Regions from separate parts of the Mus musculus genome. Here region 2 is linked to region 1. The links are chromatin loops, found by intact Hi-C in ENCODE. Cell type or tissue: heart. All regions are shown on one strand.

Evidence for each region. Peaks named below come from ENCODE experiments on the same cell type or tissue, not always from the same donor. Only the 100,000 strongest peaks of a DNase experiment are listed, where the experiment ranks them.
Region 2: it touches region 1 in a loop (4-fold over the local background); 2 of 42 quality-filtered maps call a loop at or near these places.

Annotation. Positions count from the first base shown.
Region 1 is chr4:101,231,858-101,236,857 of GRCm38, reverse strand. All of the region lies in intron 1 of Jak1 (Janus kinase 1), which reads left to right. Among named protein-coding and RNA genes, the nearest start is that of Jak1, 31 kb to the left of the region's middle. In heart, no CTCF peak of the experiment used is centred here; a DNase peak (open chromatin) is centred at 2,337.
Region 2 is chr4:101,176,285-101,181,284 of GRCm38, reverse strand. It overlaps Jak1 (Janus kinase 1), which reads left to right. Exons shown (of 25, transcript NM_146145.2): 7 at 1,491-1,830; 8 at 3,529-3,717. Among named protein-coding and RNA genes, the nearest start is that of Gm24468, 8.0 kb to the left of the region's middle. In heart, no CTCF peak of the experiment used is centred here; no DNase peak of the experiment used is centred here; H3K27ac peaks cover 1,273 bases.

The DNA of each region.
Region 1 (5,000 bases):
CCAATTTAGGATGTGCTGCTCTACGTGGTTGTTCATACCAATCGGGTTTAACCTTGTGAAACTTCCATTTCTTTTATAAAATGTCAAGTATCAGCAATTTCATACAATTTAGCTTTGTCATATTAAGAATTCTTAAAAGGTAAAGTAGCATTTTCTAAGGAAACTAGCTCTCTACCTCTTCCTCTACCTCTTCATTTACATAGGAGATGGAGCACTCACATGTGTTAAGTGATTAAGCAACCTAATATCTTTATGGTCCTATGGGAATTTCTCCACTCATTCATTTACTCATTCATTCAAGTACTTATTTTGAGACCCTGTAACCCAGGCTGTCCCAGAACCGCTATCGGTATAGTTCAGGCTGACCTTGAACTTGAATCCCTCCCAAATGCTGGGATTACAAGTGTAACACCATACCTGGTTTTCTCCTTTTCAAAAACCACAGAGCTGCCTCTTACTCTCGCTCTAGTCTCCAAGCTGTGATGTTCCCAGCCTTTCTGTTAGGTCCTTATGTAGTTACACTTTTGAGAAGTCTTGGGGGTCTTGACAGTGACATGAGGCGCCTCATTTGACTGGATGGAAATATGAACCTACATAAAAAATGTAAGTATTTATGTTTATGCTCATGGAGAAGCCAGAGAAAGATATGGGTATCCTCCTCTATTGCTCTCAGTCTTATTCCTTTAAGATAGGATCTTTGACAGTTAGGCTGGCCTAGCTGGCTGGTGAGCTCTTTAGCTCTGCCTGTCTCTGTCTCCTAGTGTTGTACTTACATGCACAGCCATGTCTGGTTTTTGTTTGTTTTATTTTTTACATGGGTTCTGGGGATTCAAAGTTGTGTTCCTATGTTTGCAGAGCAAGCACTATCTTGTGAGACACCTTCTAGCCCCTATTTTTTTTAATCTTAAATATCTAGCATAGTATATATGCTCTTGTAATTTTTTTTGGAAATGTGTAGTTCAGAGCAGAGATAGAAACTTATTGAGCCTACTGGTAAAAATGGGTGTTCTTGCCTTGGAAGAGGAAGGTTGCTGCTTGCTCTCTCATTCTGTCTTCTGTGTGCTTGAATCCTGTCATGTCCAGGATGGAAAGAAGGGATCTGAAGATGTCTCTACCAGCCTCTTGTTGATCTCCTTAGATACTTGTAAAGACCAGGCCTGGTAGGGGCTTGGTGAATTGGACAGGCTGAGAGGTGTTCTTGGGCCACTGAGTCTTGGCCAGATCTTCTAATATCCAGGCACATGGACCGTGTTTAGGTTGTCGCTCAGGGTTCTGTCAGGTTTATTTAAGCATCATTTTTACTCTATCCCCAGCTCCCTAACCTCAGCCTCAAAGATACCTCAGCTCTTGTCAGATTCAGAAATGCTGGGTAGTCTGACTGCCACTCGGCTGAGTTGGAGGGAAAGACAGTCTGTTGGGGACCTGACTTCGAATGGGTTACAGCCTGTCTTCCTGGTTTTATCCTCTGATAGGCAGAGGATAAAGGAAAAGGTCAGAAATGATCTATGATACGTCTTTTCAGCAGTCTCCCAGGCGGTTGTTTAGGTTTCGGTCATGGGGAACAGGAGACTGGAAACCAGTTCACTGTGTGTGTGTGTGTGTGGGTGTGGGTGTGGGGGTGTGGGGGTGTGGGTGTGTGGGTGTGTGGGTGGGTGGGTGTGTGGGTGTGTGGGTGTGGGTGTGTGTGGGGGGGTGTGTGTGTGTGTGGGTGTGGGTGTGTGGGTGTGTGTGTGGGTGTGTGTGTGTGTGGGTGTGTGGGTGTGGGTGTGTGGGTGTGTGGGTGGGTGGGGCAGGATGAAGGATGTTAGGTGCATCTTCTCATTTTCATTGCCGGAGGGAACAGAGTTCACCCCCATGTCAGATGAGGACAGGGGGATCAGTATAACCTGTGCCTAGGATTAAGTTGCTGTTATAAATGGACCATAAAACTCCTGCTAGCTACTATAGCTAGTGCTGGGAACACTGGGGTTTGTACTAGTCAGTCTTCACTCACTGCTGACATGACAGTCTAAGTTACCCACTTTGAGGAAAGAAAGAAATAGGATACAGCCTCTGCATTAAGTTGGGTAGTGGTGATATGAATGTGTTTGCCACATTTCTGCAGAGACTCAGAGAAGAGAGTGTCCATGTTTTATAGGTAACTCTGGAGACTTACTCTTGCTATAGACTGATCCTTGATAGATACATCCTTGACCTGAGCTCCATCTTGTTTTGAAATGAAAATGCCAACCCTTCCCTGCTAGTGGTTTTTCCTTGCTGTTCTGTGGCCTCATTATGATGAGTCACCACAGTCACTGTTTGCAGGATGCCTGCCAGATGTTCCCAGTGTGAACACACTCTGCGCTTTCCTGCTTGGCTGTTCTCTGTGGCTCCCTGGCAGGCCCTTGCTTCCCTCCTCAAAAAGCAGTGGCACTGTAAGTGGCTTCACATATTGTGCCATTTACTGTGCTGTTTGCCAAGCAAGTTTTGTAGTTGCCAAGCTGAAGGAGATTTGGGAGGGGTCTCTGAGAATCCAGTAACCTCTTCAGAGCTGGTGATCAGGAGCAGGGACTGCTTTTGATTCCCCTCTCTTCTCCATGTGCTTTCTGCTTTCTAGGATGCCCCCGGCCCCTCCATCCCCTGTAGCCACTTCTGGGTTTTAGCCAGCATCTACCGTTCTTCATGGTGTTTAGGTCATAGTCTGTGAGTGTCCTAATTCCAGAGGGCTCCTGTATTTACAATTCTTTAGAGTATATGTATTTCTACTATATTCAGATGATCTCAAGAGGAGAGGAGTGTGGTATGTGCATCCTTTTATTCATATTCATCCCCCCCCCCACACACACACAATGTCTTCATGAGGTCCAGATTAGACTCTGGGTTCAAATTCCTGAAGGGAAGCTATGCCTTACACTGACTTGATTGCACTGTTTATAACATTAGTGATTATGGGGAGGTTGGAATGTTTCAGGCCCAGAGCCTACAGTTTGTCTTTAGTCTCCTTAATCAGCATTTATTGCTCACCTCTGTTATATCTGACCCAACATCCTTGTGACTTGTCATGTGAAACCTTTTGGGATATATTAACAGATCACAAGCTTCTACCAACCAAAAGTTAAAAATGTCATCGGATAATATCTGAGGCCTATAGCAGAGATTTCCCTTTTGGATACAACCAGCCTTCTTAGTGTGCGTACCAATGTATTTATTTATAACTTTGTTATCTTTATTTATGACTTTGTTACTGTAAAAACTTAATGAAATTATTACCTAGTTGGAACATGTAATTTGGGCTAATCAAAATCTGTGCGCTATGACTTCAAAGTCAACTTTCATTTATAGCATTAATATGAGAACTGTGTTATTTGTCAGTAGACTGAAATATGCTATGTGGTCCAGCTGGCCTTGAACTCTTGACCCTCTTGTTTCAGCCTCCTGATTATAGGCATGTCCTACCTGCCATGCTCAGCTTCCAGCAGCATCCCCTAGGAAGGAAATAGATTGCATTTTGCAGTACTAGAAATACACTATTCCCATTTTAGGCTAACTCCATCCTGCAATGGCATCAGTGACAAGAAGGTCCTCAGGGCTAGAGTTAATCCTGCAGGCCTGTGTTCAAGCTCCTGTGAGGGGCCAGCAGCATCATACTGCCCATGTCATTGAGGGAGGCTGAGGGGAGGGCCTCAGGTAGAGAGGTGGTGTCCCCAGCAGTGTGCACGTCCTCAGAAGTCTCCTCACTTCCCTGGAGCCCTACCCAGAGAACGGTGCGTCCTGTTGAGGCGAAGACTGCTCAGGGCTGAGAACTGCTGTGTTCAGGAACGGTTTTCCTGAGCTGTAGATTGTTCACATCTGATACCTTGATGCTGACTTTTGTTGCTCTAGATAGCTTCCTGGAATCTAAGAATCCAGAAGTTCAAAGCCACTCTGAGGAAGGGAGCTCTGTGTTCTGCTACACCAGGAAAGGGGAGGGGGTACATTTTCTTAGCTGTGGGAATTTCAAGAAGCTTGGTTTCTTTGTATCTGAGTTTGCTTATTTATAGGATTGAAGTAACAGTGGTAGCCCTTTATGTGTCACTGCGTAAATGTGTAAAATGTTTGGCATGGCTAATAGTGCAGTTTTAATTATATTTATTTGCATGTATGCGCATACGTGTGTGAGTGCTCACACACAGGAACATGCACTCTCACAAACATGAGCATGCACGAGCACACAGTCTTTATATTTTTCCATGGCTGCAGGCTGTATCAGCAATGGCTTTTGACTTTTAGCAGGGATAAAGAGCTTTGAGTTCATGGTGGATGTGCTAGCTAGTTTTATGTCAACCTCACACAAGCTAGGGTTATCTGAAAGGAAGGACCCTCAATTGAGAAAATGCCTCTGTAAGATCCACCTGTTGGGCATTTCTTAATTAGTGATCGATTCCCAACACATTGTGAGTTTGTGGCTCTGGGTTCTATAAGCAATCAGACTGAGCAAGCCATTGGGGCAAGCCAGTAAGCAGCCCCCCTCCATGGCCTCTGCATCAGCTCCTGTCTTCTGGTTCCTATGCTGCTTGAGTTCCTGCTCTCACTTTATTGCTTTTGATGATGAGCTGTTCTGTGGAATGGAGTGAAATAAACCTTTTCCTCCCCAGGTTGCTTTTGATCATGGCGTCTCATCCTAGTATTAGTAACCCTGACTAAGGTGGACATGCTCTCTTATTTCCTTTGTGTTACCCTCAGGATGTTACCGTGGGAGAGTAGAGTAGTCAGAAGTCCTCAGAGATGCCTTGGAGATTGTTTGATGCTGGACAGATGATTTCACCGTTGTATACATTTAAAAAGCAGAGGAGCATTAGTTAATATTGGAAGTAGCTGAGCAGCTTGTTCTGTCTCTGCATCTTCTGCAAGCCTTCAGAATACACGCTGGAGGGAAGCTTAGCAAACACGTTGCCTGTTGTAGTGGCACGTCCAGCTTAAGTAGCTTTTGTTAGCTGCAAAACCAGTGAGTCAAGCTGAACACACTTAGCTATGTAAGTAGC
Region 2 (5,000 bases), 56 kb after region 1:
AGAAAATTTTATATAAGTGTGGGTTGAGATTAATATTTTGTCTGCTCAGTCTATCTCTGAAATTGAATCATCTTTCCACTCACCAATGAGCTGTGAGATAGCACAAGCTGCGCCGGTGGCACATGACTTGGTCCCAGCCCTTGGGAGGCAGAGGCAGAGGCAGAGGCAGAGACAGAGGCTGGACGATCTCTTGAGTTTGAGGCCACCTGGTCCACACAGGAAGTTCTAAGACAGCCAGGATTACATAATGAGACTGTGTCTCAAATAAAAAAAAATAATAAAAAAGGGCTGAAAAGAAAAGACAATCCCATTTTAAAGAGCTTATTTACAAAGGATACAGCACAATGCCAGAGCTGTGTCTCACATGCTTGAGCTCCTCGTTCCTTCCGCAGTACCACAGAACGGGGTTCACCCCCAGGTCCACCGCTCCAGTATGAAAGGAGAGTTTATGAGAGTGGTATGCACATGTCATGAGGTGATCTCCTTTTCTCTTTGTGTTGTCAGTATCCAGTCGCTCCTCAGGCAGGGGATTAGACATTTTCCAGGTCACTTTTATGTGACCTTCACTCCTTGTGTTTTATTTTTTCAGGTGGCTTAAGTTGACAACTATCCTGTAATTCTATTATATTACTTTTAAGAGAAAAACTGTACTATTTGCTAAAGATTGGTCTGAGAATTCACAGTATGCCTCAGTATTGTTATAGGGATTCTTTGGGCCAGTTTACCTTTGCTTGTCCCAGTGGACAAAATATAGAAAGAACTAAAGTAAGCCCTTGCTCTTTCAGGGGTATTAGTCCTGGTCTTTTTCAGACTATCTCCTGCCTGTTAGCACGGCGTGTGTTGAGATCTGATTGCTAGAGAGCCTGGGACAAGTAACGAAGCTTGGGGAACTTGCACAGTCACATGGGAGATACTGTTTGTATCTGACATTTGTGAGTTTTTAATCATCTTCATAAGAAATTATATAATTTTTAGCGAACAGGATGCAGACAGGCAGGCAGCGTAGAATGTGTTAATCTCCAGAGGAGATTAAGGCACAGCTTGATGCTTTTCAGAACATTCTAACTCACCCTGAAGCAATTCTCTCTATGACTGAGGATAGCCTTGAACTCCTGGTCCTCTTACCTCTACCCCAGCTCCCCAGTGCTAGGATTACAGATGTGAACATGATCCCAGTGCTCAGTTTACCCGTGCATATGAGTGTTCTAATGTGCACAGAGCCCTAAACTAGCAAGCAGAAATCTAGATGACTCAGCTTTTTTGTCTCCGTTGTGCCAGGGGCTCCAGTTCTCCTGACATTTGTGGAACTCGTGATGCCATGCACGCTCTCTGTCAGGATTGTGTCTTATCTCTTCACAGCCATTTATATCCGTGGTCCTCAGGGAATAGTCACTGTTTTCTCGTTTGCCTAAACATACAAGGAAAGTCATAGAGGCAGACTTCTAATCATTTCTTGCTAACCTGTATATATAAAAATTATTTTCTTTTAGCTACAAGCGATATATTCCAGAAACATTGAATAAATCCATCAGACAGAGGAACCTTCTTACCAGGATGCGAATAAATAATGTTTTCAAGGATTTCTTGAAGGAATTTAACAACAAGACCATCTGTGACAGCAGTGTGTCTACACATGACCTGAAGGTGAAATACCTGGCTACCTTGGAAACTTTGACAAAACATTATGGAGCTGAAATATTTGAGACTTCTATGCTACTGATTTCATCAGAAAATGAATTGAGTCGATGCCATTCGAATGACAGTGGCAATGTTCTCTATGAGGTCATGGTGACTGGAAATCTCGGGATCCAGTGGCGGCAGAAACCAAATGTAAGTGGGTGTGGGTGTCTGATCTAAAAAAGAGAATATCCAGGGTCATCAAGGGAATGTGCTGTTGAGCCTGTCAGAATCTTAACCTCACCTCGTAGGCTACATTAAATCAACTCAGCTGGAGGCCACTCATCTCTCATCACTCACAACACAACTGTGGCACAGTTGAGGCAGGAAATGAATCTAGGCAGGCTTTGACGTCATGAAATAGATAACTCCTTTGTGTTATGAAGCTTGATTGAGTGTTTTATTGTACTGGGGATCGAATCAAGGGCCATGAGGGCCATGAGCATGCTGCAGACCCCTCCCGCACTTTTACTTGTAATTACAGTGCTGGGAATCAAATCTAGGGCCTGATGATTAGGCAAGTGATCTGCTGCTGAGTGACATCTGCAGCCCTTTGTCTTTGTCAAATGAGGTAATAACATGAGTTGAAATCTAAGGAGGCATGTTTAAATTTCAGCTACACTCCTTGTATTTAAATGGCCTTAGGAGGGTTATTCTACCCAAGTAGGTGCATGGGACTCATCTGTCAAATGGAGATACTGTTGTCTCTTAGTACCTGGATGCAGGTATTGGTCAGGATTCTGTGTAGGGACCAAAATCTGCCTATGCTCAGGTCTCATAGGTAATGATACAGTATTTTTATGCAACCTGTACATCCTTCTGTATACACTTGTTTTTTCCAGGTTGCCTTATAATACCTAACATTATGTAAATGCTACATAAATACTTACACTGCACTATTTGGGGAATAATGACAATAAAAGAGTCTGTGGAACATACAAAATATTACAGGCCTGACATTTTGCTCATTGGCTGTTGAATCTGTGCACACACACTTGGAGGACGTGGAACCCAAGAAATCAATTGGCTGACTGCAGTTACTATATCTGATTCATATGGTTGTTCAGAGAGCTAGATGGTGTGTTGACACCAAACCTGGCTAATAATAACAACTGTTGTCTGAATTACTGTAGCTGCATAGTTATTACTACAAGTAATATTAAATATAAGATTAATTTTCTCCTCCTGCTTTATTCTCATGCTAAAATAACAATACCAAGTTACCAAGTACTTTCTGCATAGTAATTAACATATAGATAGGCATGTGTCTAATCTCATGAAGAGTGACATTAAAAGTTGATATTTTATGGCTGGGAAATGGTGGCTCAGAGATGTCAGGGAGTTAATGTGGAAGCTGTCATGCAGAGCTCATGCTAGTCAGCTAGATAACTTTGTGCACGTATGTACTCTTTAGGGTGTCAGTTGTTGAGATGAGTTCCTATCATCTCTTGAAGCCTCACTTAGGCACTAGTCTAAAGTGAAAACATGGGTAGCAGGAGGAGCTTGGGTTTTGACCATTTGATGTATTTGGGAAGATCTGCTGTCTGGCTGGGCACAGTCAGTCTGGAGTTGAGGAGGCCTGCGGCTGGTACACATCCATTAAGCCCTCTCCGGCATCAGCATGCACACTATAAATCATGCACCGTGCTCATCAAGGACTCTTGGAGAACCAAATCCCAGGATTCTCTGGTGTTTGTAAGCCCATGATTCCCTGCATTTCTCTGACTTCAGGCATGCTGGCTTTCTCTTCTTTGGGCCTTTGCCCTATATGAAATTGCTAGAAGCACTGACCTTTTGCCAACAGAAAATGAGAAAGCTAACTAAATCCTGTCACTTTTGTTATCTTATCAGGTTGTTCCTGTTGAAAAGGAAAAAAATAAACTGAAGCGGAAAAAACTGGAATATAATAAACACAAGAAGGATGATGAGAGAAACAAACTCCGGGAAGAGTGGAACAATTTTTCCTATTTCCCTGAAATCACCCACATTGTAATAAAGGAGTCTGTGGTCAGCATTAACAAACAGGACAACAAAAACATGGTAAGCTCGCTCGAGACCTGCCCAGACTGGATGTGCTGGTGAGAGACTATGTGGCACATGATTTCCAGAGTTTGCTGTCCCCAGTTAAAGCTCCTTTGATGGTCCCTTTGAAGCCAGAAGTCTCATTGCCAGCCCCTTTCAGTGTCTGCTCCAGAGTTCCACTGGCACATCCCAGGTGCTTGGCTCTTACAGATGTCCATCCGCTTTAGGGTTTGTTGACCACATAAAGACATTTCAGTGTCAGTATTTAGTTTATAAAATAAGTGAGTGGTGGGCCAGAGAGATGACCCAGCAGTTAAGAGTAATTGCTATTCTTCCAGAAGACCCCAGTTTGCAAGCCAGCATACATGTCCTGTGACTCAAAACCATTTGTAACTCCAGCTCTAGGAAATATGATGCCTTCTTCTGGCCACTGTGGGCACTTGCACATGTATGGCAGGCACATATACATTAAAAAGTGGATAAGAAGGAGAAAGAATTAGATCAGTTCTTTCTTTATTGTACCATGTTGATGTGGTAGTTGGAGGCCTGTCCTGGATAAGAGCCTCTGTTTGTGGCCCTCCCCTGGCCCTGGTACCTTATTTCTTCCCTTCAGTTGCTTCTGCTGATCTAATTCCTCCCAGACTCCACCTCCCTAGATGGTCTCTACCTCTCTGGATTCTCTTAAGAGCATAGATCCACTATACAACCAGACCCACATTCCCAATCCCAGAAATTACCAGCTGCCCATTTGTCAAGGAGCAAATAGTGGGGGAAGAGAAGGGACTCTACAAGGACAAGGTCCCAGAAAGCCCTGTGCATGCATGCACTAGGACCCTAGAGCAAAGCTGGATCCAGCACCTGGCCTCTTTGCACTGTCTGTCTGTCTGTCTGTCTATCTATCTATCTATCTATCTATCTAATTTTTTTTCTGTTCCTTCTGTCTTTCTGATGTTTGGGCCACTCTTGTGTGTCATAGATCTTTTCCTGAAGTTTATTACTATAGGCTCTGTCCATTCCCAGGCAGTTTCATACTGTTAACCATAACTTAACCTCTGATCTTAAAAGGAAAAGATGGAGCCCACAGAGGTGTGCCTGCTGAGCTGGGTAGAAGGAAGTCGCACTGGGCTCATGAGTAGGCCACAGAGCAGCCCCAGTGGTGTCAGGCTCACCCAGGGGCTCGAGGACAGCAGAGAGGGTGTTATCTCGCTTTGTCTTTTCTGGTATCACTTGAGGACACAGCTTAGACAAGCAGGCCAGCTTGGCAGGGAAAGTGGTAACTCTTCCAAGTAAACATGTTTTTG